Regions from separate parts of the Homo sapiens genome. Here region 1 is linked to region 2. Evidence: chromatin contacts called from ENCODE Hi-C or POLR2A ChIA-PET data. All regions are on one chromosome and are shown on one strand. Each heading gives the region's core, a stretch centred on a gene start or an enhancer-like site at or near the end of the contact. The rest is flanking DNA. Distances are from core to core; before and after follow the strand shown. Region 1 overlaps LOC105378009 (a long non-coding RNA gene). Region 2 has its middle 58 kb from the start of LINC01010.

Region 1 (5,385 bases), core at 1,537-4,036, 37 kb before region 2:
AAATGGTAGGATTGGCTTGTGCAGAGGATGGTTTAATAGATGCCAGCAAGCAGAGAAAGAAGAATTGAGAAATATGCTTGTCCTTTATTTGCTGCTGGATCTGTAGTGTCAGATTCCAGCCAACTGAGAGTATTCCTGGCTTCAGTGATCATCCATCCATCCATCCATCCATCCATCCATCCATCCATCCATCCATCTGTCCAACACATATTTACTGAATGACTAACTATGTATTAGGAATTCATCTATGAGCAGAAATTTAGTAGTGGGGAACAAAGATAAAAATCCCTGCTCTCGTGGTGCTTATGGTTTAGTGAGGAGAGCAAGATAAGAAACAAAATAAGCAGAGTAGGTTATGGAGAAAAGAAAATGAGAAAGCAGCATGGGTAGTGCTACAGTTGGTGGAGAGAAGGCTCCTCTGGAAAGATGACTTTGAGTGAAGGCCTGAAGGACCATGGCATGAGCCATGTGGATAACTGGGGAAAAGCTCCCACAGGGTGATGGCAGGGACAAAGACCCTGAGCTACTTTATGGCACATAAAGGCTGATCGATTTGTAACAGCAAATGACACATGACGAGCCTTTGGTTAAGGTAAATATACATCCCCTCTATGTTTAAGATTATTTTCTGCCAGAAGATGCTGAAGCTAAATATTGACCTAATTTTTTTCTATGTATTATGTTCTTCTTTGAAAATAGAGTACTACGTCATTCCAGCCTGATTGGCAGTTTCTCTAATACTGAAAAGGGATGTGCCAACTGCCACCTAGGAAGTTGGTGGTGAAGCAGTCAGTGACTACAATTTGTGATTGCCTATTGACAAATTAAGACTGAAATTGTCATGACTTGACCTCCTGCTGATGTAAATCCTTAATTACCAAGAGTGTCAAGAAAACTCTTTTCAGTGTCCTGCGCCCTTTCTAATGCCCCTTATTAAATATACATAGCTTTGCATTCTTCCATGGGGTCAACACTCAGCATGCCTTGACTTTTAACTGGCACCATTAATCAACGTGATGTTAATCCAGGATGAACAGCTATCACATTAGGGCGAGTGATAAGAACCAACCATGTTGTTTCATGGATGAAGGTAACATTTTCTATGCAGGGTTTAGTCATTCCTTATGAACTTCACTTCCTGCAAAGGTCTCATGAGACCAGTAGCTCATTTCACAAGAGCTATCTTCAAACTCTTTCCTCAGCCTCACTCTTATTACTACAGTACAATAACGGTTGGGCCTTCAACTAAGTGGACATTTGAGATCTTCATATATCTAAGACATTATATCATACTTCACAGCAAGAGACAGTAAGTCTTCATTTAAGGCCAAATTTCTGGTGTTAGTGGAGAATTCAGTTTGAATGCTTTTATTCATGGAGCTAAAATTGCAAACATATTTTATTTTATTTATTAAGAGACAGGGTCTTGCTCTGTCACCCAGGCTGGAGTGCAGTGGCAGGATCATAGCTCACATAGCCTGGAACTCCTGGACCCCCACGTAGCTGGGATTACGGGTGCAAACCATTGTGCATGGCTTAAAATTGCAAACACATTTGTCTTATCATATTTGTAGTCTGTACTTCAGAGCAAACTAGGATAGAAACGAAGGGAAAACTCAGCCATCTTTACGGTGAGCCAACTTAGGGGCCTATCAGACTCTTCAGTTGGTAATGCAAATATCAGTGAGTGATTTTATAATTTCTTTATTTTCTTTTCTTTTTTGAGACAGAGTCGCACTCTGTCCCACAGGCTGGAGTGCAGTGGCACCATTTCAGCTCACTGCAACCTCTGCCACCCAGGTTCAAGTAATTCTCCTGCCTCAGCCTGCTGAGTAGCTGGGATTACAGGCATGAGCCACCAAGCCCGGCCTGATTTTTGTATTTTTAGCAGAGACAGGGTTTCACCATGTTGGCCAGGCTGGTCTCAAACTCCTGGCCTCAATTGATCTGCGCACCTTGACCTCTCAAAGTGCTGGGATTACAGGCATGAGCTGCTGCATCCGGCCTGATTTTATAATTTATTTCTTATGGTGCCTGGCATATTTATGAAAAACTTGTCTTATGTAAATCACACTTCTGGTTCTTCACAGATTCTCTTCCTACCTGTCCCTTCCCTTTTTCCCCAGGAGCGAAGCATTTCTATGTGTGTGTCTGCACGTGTGCGTGAGAGAGAGCGAGAGAGAGAGAGAGAGTGAGAGAGACAGAGAGAGAGAGAAGGGGTAGACAGAGTTCTGAATCAAGACAAGACATGGGTTTCTGTCCCCACCCCACTACATGGTTACTGGCCATGCCCCTCTCCAGCCTTCACTTTGTCTCTCTGTCTCAATTTGCTCATCAGTAAGAGGAGGACACCTTTTTCTTAATAGGGGTTTGGTGGGTATAAAACGAGGTGATATATGTGAAAAACTTAAAATCTATAATGATTAGCACAGCTTTAATACATCGCTCATCACCTGTGCAGGTCTGGAATCAGCTCCTCCGGGTGTTACCCCAGGATGGCTACGCACCATCTTTGGGAAAATCATTTCAAAAATTGTTTCAGTTACTCCACCTGTGCAAGGAGGGTAGGTATTATGCAAATGTGCAGCAACTGTCTGATCACAGCTCACTAAATAGTAGTATTACGGTTTACAGGGGATGTGGAGAGTGTGCCAGGTTTGAAAACGTCAGAGATCCAGAAACCCAACCTCAAGCTGTGCAGAGAGCCTGGGACTAGCCCAATGGTGTCGTAGCCTCCTGTCCCCAGGGGCTGCAGCTGAACCTTGAAGGGGACCCAACCCTTTCCTGGCCGGGGTGTGGACACATTGGCCTTGGGCAGGCGCTCTTAGGGCAGGCGCCAGGGTGGAGTTGGAGCAAGGCTTCTTGGAGAACCCCTCCCTTGGAAATGAATTCCAGTGCCTAACTGCAGATTTCATTCATTTTAACAAAGGACTACTCCTATTCAGTTTGATTAAAATAGAATACAGACTTCTTAGGAATTATCAACATACATACTTGCCACACATTCGCATACGTGAGAAAGAAGTTAGGATTTGTAGTGCAATGCCTGGAAAGCGTGCCCTTCGCCCAGGTATTCCATATCAGGCCTGCTGTCTGCGAAAACGGCATTCAAAATGAAAGACCAGTGCACATCATAGAGAAAATTTTTTAAGCCAAGACATTTCCTTTTTCCAATCTGTGCAAATTTATTGAACGCACTTAAAATAAAGAGCATTTGGCAAAAACTTTTTTATTATGATCTCTTAGTAAATTAATCATCAGTTACTTATTGAAAGTGTGTCTGCTGGTAGTCAAGCAGGGCTAGATAATACCAAAATAATATATTTGAGCAAGCATTTATTGAATAGTAACAGGCACTGTGCTTGGCATTAATGAGATGAAGACATGGATCCTGTCCTCTAAAAGCTTAGAGAGTGGTTCAGGATGGAGTAGGTGGGGCGTAGCAAATAAATGTTTTCAACACATGAATGTTGTGCTGATGAGAAAGCAGAGGCAGTGGGAACCAGAGAGGAGCTTCCAAATCTGGACGTTCAGAGAAGCCTGCCCTGGGGCTTGGGTTGAGTCTCAGAGGATGAATGGGAGTTGGCAAGCAAAATTGACGGAAGGGTGGGGAAGAGTTCTGTGGTTGGGTGAATAGGAAGGGCAACGTCACAGAGACGTGAAATGACATTATGCCTGCAAATAAATACACAAGGAAAGTCTGAGGCAGACTATGGAGGAAGACGAGCTGGGAGAGAAAGGTAGGCAAAATTAGGCCCCAGAAGGCATCTATGCCGTGCTAAGAAATGTGGACTTTGGGTCTATTGGTGGTCAGAAAAGGCTGAGAGAGTGACTTTGAACATAGCCTCATCCGTTGGCTGGGCATGGTGGCTCATGCCTGTAATCCCAGCACTTTGGGAGGCCAAAGAGGACAGATCACTTCAGGCCAGGAGTTCGAGACCAGCCTGGGCAACGTAGCAAGACTCCCATCTCAAAATTTAAAAAATTATAAAAATAAACATAAAAAAATTTAAAAATGAACATAGCCCTGTCCTCAGAGGATCTAGGGATTATTGAGATAAAGCCCATTACACCCTTAAGTGTAAAGGAGTGAATGTCAGAAAGGCCAACACCTAGGAAGGTTGCATTGACCTTAATAGCTGACAAATGGTAGCTTCTGCTTGCAAACATTGCTTACATACAATGTTTGCTAGTAACTGTTCATTAAAGAGTTTAAAAATATTTTTTTTCCCTTTTAAGAAAATGTATTTATTTATTTATTTATTTAGAGACAGGGTCTCACTCTGTTACCCAGGCTGGAGTGCAGCGGTGCGATCTCTGCTCACTGCAACCTCCACCTTCTGGGTTCAAACGATTCTCCTGCCTCAGCCTCCCAAGTAGCTGGGATTACAGGCACGTGCCACCGTGTCTGGCTCATTTTTTTGTATTTTTAGTAGAGACAGGGTTTCACCATGTTGGCCAGGCTGGTCTTGAACTCCTGACCTTAAATGATCCGCCCACCTCGGCCTCCCAAAGGGCTGGGATTATAGACGTGAGCCACAGCACCCAGCCTTTAAATTTAATTTTAATTTTTAATTTTTATTTCTTTTATGAGGGATGGGGTCTTGGGCACTGTCACTCAGGCTGGAGTGTAGTGGTGAAATTATGGCCCACTGCAGTCTTGACCTGCTGGGCTCCTGAGCAACTAGGACTACAGGTGCACACCAACACACCTGGCTAATTTTTCAAATTTTTTGTAGGGTCTCGCTGTGTTGCCCAGGCTTGTCTCAAACTCTTGGCCTCAGGTGATCCTCCTGCCTCAGCTTCCTAAAGTGCTGGGATTACAGGCATTAGCCACTGTGCTTGGCCAACTACTAACCTTTCTTCTCCAAATTCCAGCTCCACATTTCTTTTTTCAATTTTTGAGACAAGGTCTCATTCTGTCACCCAGGCTGGAGTGCAGTGGTGCAATCTGGCTCACTACAACCTCTGTCTCCAGTGCTCAAGTGATACTCCCACTTTGGCCTCCGGAGTAGTTAGGACCACAGGTGTGCATCACCACACCAGGCTAATTTTTGTATTTTTTTTTTTTTTTTTTTTGGTAGAGACAGGGTTTTGCCATGTTGCTCAGGCTGGTCTTGAACTGCCAGGCTCAAGCTATCTGCTCGCCTCAGCCTTCCAAAGTGCTGGGATTGCAGGCATAAGCCACTGTGCCCAGCCCAACTTCACATTTTTATGTTACTGGGTTAGATTACTTTAACGCAGTTAAATTTAAAGTTTAACTTTTAAATTTTCATGTTAGAAATGATAAGCCGGGTGTGGTGGCACATCCCTGTAGTCCCAGCTACTCAGGAGGCTGAGGCAGGAGGATTACTTGAGCCAGGGGTTCGAGGCCAACCTGGACAA
Region 2 (5,258 bases), core at 1,019-3,518:
TGACTAGCCCCAGCATGTCACTCTTCTTTGTGGTTTTCCCACATCTGCCTATACCCTATCAACAGTCCCTTTACTCAACCCTCCTGGAGTATGCCACTTGCTTCCTGTTGGGGCCCTGATTGATATACCTACTAGGGATTCCACTTATGATCACTCTCATTTTGCTCAGGAGTCGAAGTTATGGTGATAGACATTGTATCCACAGGTGTAACTACTTGAAAGAGAAGCAATTTTTGGAATCATACCCTACCATCTGCCTTTGTTTTATTAGATCTAAAAATCTAAATTAACCATATTTTCATTTTGTCCTAAAATGCCTTATTATTGTATTTTTCTCAACACTTCTATAATATGCCATGCATATTCTTATTTTTTGAAAATTATATAATTTGTTGGTAATTACTAATTTTATGTACCTACACTACTTACTCTGTTGCCAGGCTGGAGTGCAGTGGCGTAATCCTGGCTCACTGCAACCTCCCCTCCTGGGTTCAAGTGATTCTCCTGCCTCAGCCTCCTGAGTAGCTGAGATTACAGGCACGTGCTACCACACCCGGCTACTTTTTATATTTTTAGTAGAGAAGGGGTTTCACCATGTTGGCCAGGATGGTCTCGATCTCTTGACCTTGTGATCCACCCGCCTTGGCCTCCCAAAGTGCTGGGATTACAGGTGTGAGCCACCACACTCAGCCTGTGATATAATTTTCTAATATAAATGAGGGGGCTGGGCACAGTGGCTCACGCCTATAATCCCAAAATTTTGGGAGGCAGAGGCGGGTGGATGACCTGAGGTCAAGAGTTCGAGACCAGCTTGACCAACATGGGGAAACCCTGTCTCTACTAAAAAATACAAAAATTAGCCAGGCATGGTGGTGTACCCCTGTAATCCCAGCTACTTGGGAGGCTGAGGCAGGAGAATCACTTGAACCTGGGAGGCGGAGGTTGCAGTGAGCTGAGATTGCCCCACTGCACTCCAGCCTGGGCTACAGAGCGAGACTCTGTCTCAAAATCAATCAATCAATCAGAGAATTCACAAAAGGAACTAACTTACAGAACTTTATAGCTGGTTACTGGTATTGCTATCCAAATTTGCTGCTTTTCATGCAGGTGTCTTTGTCAAGGATGGGCTGTGACATAAAATGCAAACAACTGTTTTTAATGCTACATTTAGTATACATTTTAAGTTCTCATTTAGGGCAAATGTTCACTGCAAATTAAACTAGAATATACAAACATTTATAATGTAAAATATAACTTGTATTAGGGGTTCCTCACTTGAAGAAAACCCAAAATAAAACTCAACTTGATAAAAAATATTTGAATATATGGGATGATAATTCAAGGTTTTTCCATGAAATAGGAATGTCTCAAATGTCAAAAAGAAAATTGAATTTGAAAGTCCTTTTGAGCATACTGGTTGACTAAAGTGAAGGACACCTTTTTTATTTGTTTATTTATCAATTTACTTATTTATGAAATTTTAAAAATTAAGTAAATTTGCTTCCTCCTCATAGCCTCTTCTCTAAAGCTTATCTTAATCATGTCTTCTCCTTAACCATAAGCCTACATGCTCCTAATTTTATGACTTTGTGATCACTGCAGGTTTTTATACCGTTACTCTAAACAGAATTCCAGGCTTATCTTTGCCATACCAATATCTGATGAAAGTTGTCAGCTGTATACAAAAACAAAATGACCTTCTGCTCAAGTTCCCTACCCCCACCCTCCACCCCACAATGACTGTAAATATAAACACATTTTTAAAATTTCTTAAATATTTTCTTTATAGAAATCCAATTTAATCTCTATATCTGCCAGGATATTCTTTCAATTCATTTATCAGTACACCTTTTGAGGTTATAATAGTATGGAGAATTATAAGGAGAGTTCTAAACCAGGGATAACAAGTTAAGTAACAGGAAGATGCATAAGAAAATCTATTGTTACTGATGGAGGGTCTTGACTACAAGTCTTCCAGGCTCTTGACATTTTGAACAAATAATTGGACAAAACGCACAAAGAAATGAAAGAATGAAGCAGCGAAAGCACAGATTTATTGAAACAAAAGTACATTCCACAGAGAGGGAGCCACAGAAGCAAGCAGCTGATGAGCGCTTGTTACAGAATTTTCTGGGGTTTAAAAATACCCTCTAGAATTTCCCCATTGGTTACTTGGTCACACCCCATGTGAATGAAGGAATGGCCCACAACCAGTCTGATTGGTTGCAGAAGGCGACCAATCAGAGGCTGAAGTGAAGTAACAAAGTTACACTCTTAGGCAAATGAAGACTAGGCCCACAACCAGTCTGACTGGTTATGCGAGGGGGCCGATCAGAGGTACTTTCCATTTATCATCTGCCACACAGTGCAAAGGGAGTAGCCTCTGATCCTTTTGTTACTTCAGTGTGTAGAGGTGGGGTTTTCCTTTTGATTCAGTTATAGGAAGTCAGCACAAATCGGCCTTAGTTTCCCGGCCTCCACACCCTATTCTCCTGTCTCACTGTGGTTTCTTTGTTCACCTTTATCTGTTTAATAGCATGTATTCATGCTTCTCACTGCCACTAATATGTGTTTTGGATGATGCAGCAAGCTAAATACAATTGCTTACAGGTCAATTCATTGAAAATATTTTCACTTCAGCCCTCTTCAAATTAAATAAGTGAAATGAAAGAATAGATCAATTAATCATTTTAGTAGCTAGGCCCTGGGTTATTGAGGTCAGTGACCTTGGTGGGCTGATAAATGAATTTGATCCTGGGGAGGTTTCTGTTTCCCTTGTTTTAATCATTTATGTGTGCCCTATTATTCATAGAGAGAGGTACAGTGCTAGCACTCCAAATTCAAGTTCATTAATATTACACAACAGATGCAGGTGTTTCCAGGACGGCTAAGTCAGAATAGCCCTTTTCACTGGAAAGTGTGAAAGCCAAAGTAATTGTCTTCCAACTATGCAACAGGCACAGAAGTGCATATTAGGATTACTGAAGTTGAAATTTTTACCTGACTCTCATTTGCTTCTTTCCATGCTTTGAAATAACCTTTTCCTTCTTCCTTCTTCTCCTCCTCCTTCTCTTCTTCTTTTTTGTTTTTTTTTTTCTTCTTGTATTTCAAAAATCATAAGGCCAGTAATTTAAAAGCATGGGTAGTCTTTTTCTTTATGAAAGTTTAAGCTAAATACCTGTGCATCTTCATACACTCTTGCTTACTATTGACTGAACAAGTTTGGAATTGAGGAATGCTGATGTTCTAGTTATGCCCATTTTCTTCTACCAAACAAGGTATTAAGTTTTGTCTACATATACAAACTATTGTATAAACAGGAACAAAATGAATTCTGGCAAAAAAAAAAAAAAAAAAAAAACTGGTTATTTTTTAAATGTTTATTTGAATGGGTAAAATCAAATAAAATAGCCAATGGATTATTATTTATTTATTTATTTATTTGAGCCAGGCTCTCACTCTGACGCCTAGGCTGGAGTGCAGTGGCATGATCTCAGCTCACTGCAGCATCAACTTCCTGGGCTCAGATGATCCTCCCACCTCAGCGCCTCTGTAGCTGGGACTGTGGGCGTTCACCACAACACCAGGCTAATTTTTTTGTATTTTCTGTGGAGACGAGGTTTCGCAATGTTGCCAGGCTGGACTTGAACTCTTGGCCTCAAGCAATCTGCCCGCCTCAGCCTTCCAAAGTGCTAGGATTACAGGCGTGAGCCACTATGTCCAGCTGCCAATGAATTATTTACCTAAATTGAACAATTTTTTTCAAATGAGTCTAAAGATAGCCTAACACTCAATTTTCAATCCTCACTAAAGCAGGAATTCTCCAGCGCTCAGAGATAAACAAACAAACAAAAATCCAAGAAAAATATATGGAGCCTTCTTTTTATAATTTGAAATTCTGTAGGTAATTGCATCCCTTCTACCCAGATAAGCTTTCAGTTTCCAAGTTATTCTCATGCTGCCCTAACTCATTTTGAGGATGCAACATTTTAAAGATGAAAAATTTACTGCTTTAAAGAATAGGAAGAATAAACATCATCCATCTTCTAAGATGGACAGCCTTGTCATTACCTCACCTGCTCTTTCTGTATATGCACAGGACTAACATAAATAGTTACACTGAGCCTTAAAGAATTATGCTTTGAGAAGTGATTTAGAAAGAAATAGAGAAGATGAGGGGAGAGACTACAAAAAGGAAGATACCTTCAGCAGGGAGCTGTATGACATTACAACCGTAGCAAAAGCAGCTACTGTATTTAAACCTCCAAAAGAGTGCTGAGCCTGAAAACTTGAGATTTGAGGCACCACATGGATATGTAGCACCTTGGAATGATTTTTGTTCCTATTCTTCTTTTGACTGAGCTCAACTTTAATAGTAGTATTTCACTTTTATCTAGCATTTTATAGTTAACATAACACTTTCGTATAATGACTACAATTTATTTGGCATTAGATGTGTCATTATCTCATTTAATTTGCACAGCAATTGGATGACATGGATTCTACTATTATCCTAATTTTACAAGAAAGGCAGTGAAGCACAGAGAGATGAAGTAACCTGCTTTTTAGCTACGCTGCCATTCTGCACTCAAGCATCCTCTTAGTCTTCTTGACAAGCATATAAGGTAGATACCATCTACTGCTTGCTTAAGAGAAGAGCAATTGCTGATCAGGGAGATTGAGGAATGTACCCAAGGTCACTCAGCTAGTAGACAGTAAAACTGGGGCACAAAGCCCGGTTTAGATTTCTAAATTCTTCCAAGTTGCTTCTAGTGACACTTTTTTTTTTTTTTTTTTTTTTTTTTTTTGCAACTGGAAAATATGGGCTAGCTGGTGAAAGTTCAGGTGGCTGGCAATAATTTTGGTGTGACTCTGAAGTCTTTGAATCCTACTTCAAGACCTACGTACATGGATACAATAAGTATAATTTAATTTTATGTATGTATGATTATACTCTACAATATTTATACTGTTTATATTATGTATTTTATAAATTTTTATACTAAAATCCTAAATGCTAAAATACTAAAATCATGAAACAGTATTTTATACTATTTTATACTGTACTAACACCCTTAAGTTACTATGGTATGTGTGTACCTTAAGGGTGTCACTTATAACATTCTACTGTTTTTCACTGCTATTGTTCTCTCTGAAGGGTCTGGCACTGTGCCTGGTGCATAGCGCGTGCACAGTACATCATAAATGTTTCATGTATAAAAGAATGCACGTGCCTATTTAGGCACACACAGTACTTA

What was found. Hi-C counts contacts between places; a loop is a spot of excess contacts on that map. ChIA-PET counts read pairs that join two places held with the same protein, here RNA polymerase II (POLR2A). Pooled maps may share reads with other maps.
Region 1: a pooled map of heart left ventricle shows a loop between it and region 2 (2.5-fold over the local background). The contact joins two enhancer-like sites. A Hi-C loop is called at or near these places in 1 of 168 maps with a recorded cell type or tissue (CD14-positive monocyte) and 10 of 50 pooled maps. POLR2A ChIA-PET finds 5 or more read pairs at or near these places in 13 of 52 experiments (BJ, CD8-positive, alpha-beta T cell, GM12878 and 10 more).

Annotation. Positions count from the first base shown.
Region 1 is chr6:134,339,620-134,345,004 of GRCh38, forward strand. All of the region lies in intron 1 of LOC105378009 (a long non-coding RNA gene), which reads right to left. Among named protein-coding and RNA genes, the nearest start is that of SGK1, 24 kb to the left of the region's middle. Within about 2 kb of position 2,787, at least 4 of the 41 ENCODE cell types and tissues checked have a DNase peak (open chromatin) inside an H3K27ac peak, as active enhancers do.
Region 2 is chr6:134,376,948-134,382,205 of GRCh38, forward strand. No RefSeq gene overlaps it. Among named protein-coding and RNA genes, the nearest start is that of LINC01010, 58 kb to the right of the region's middle. RefSeq lists a silencer at 3,546-3,605. Within about 2 kb of position 2,269, at least 7 of the 41 ENCODE cell types and tissues checked have a DNase peak (open chromatin) inside an H3K27ac peak, as active enhancers do.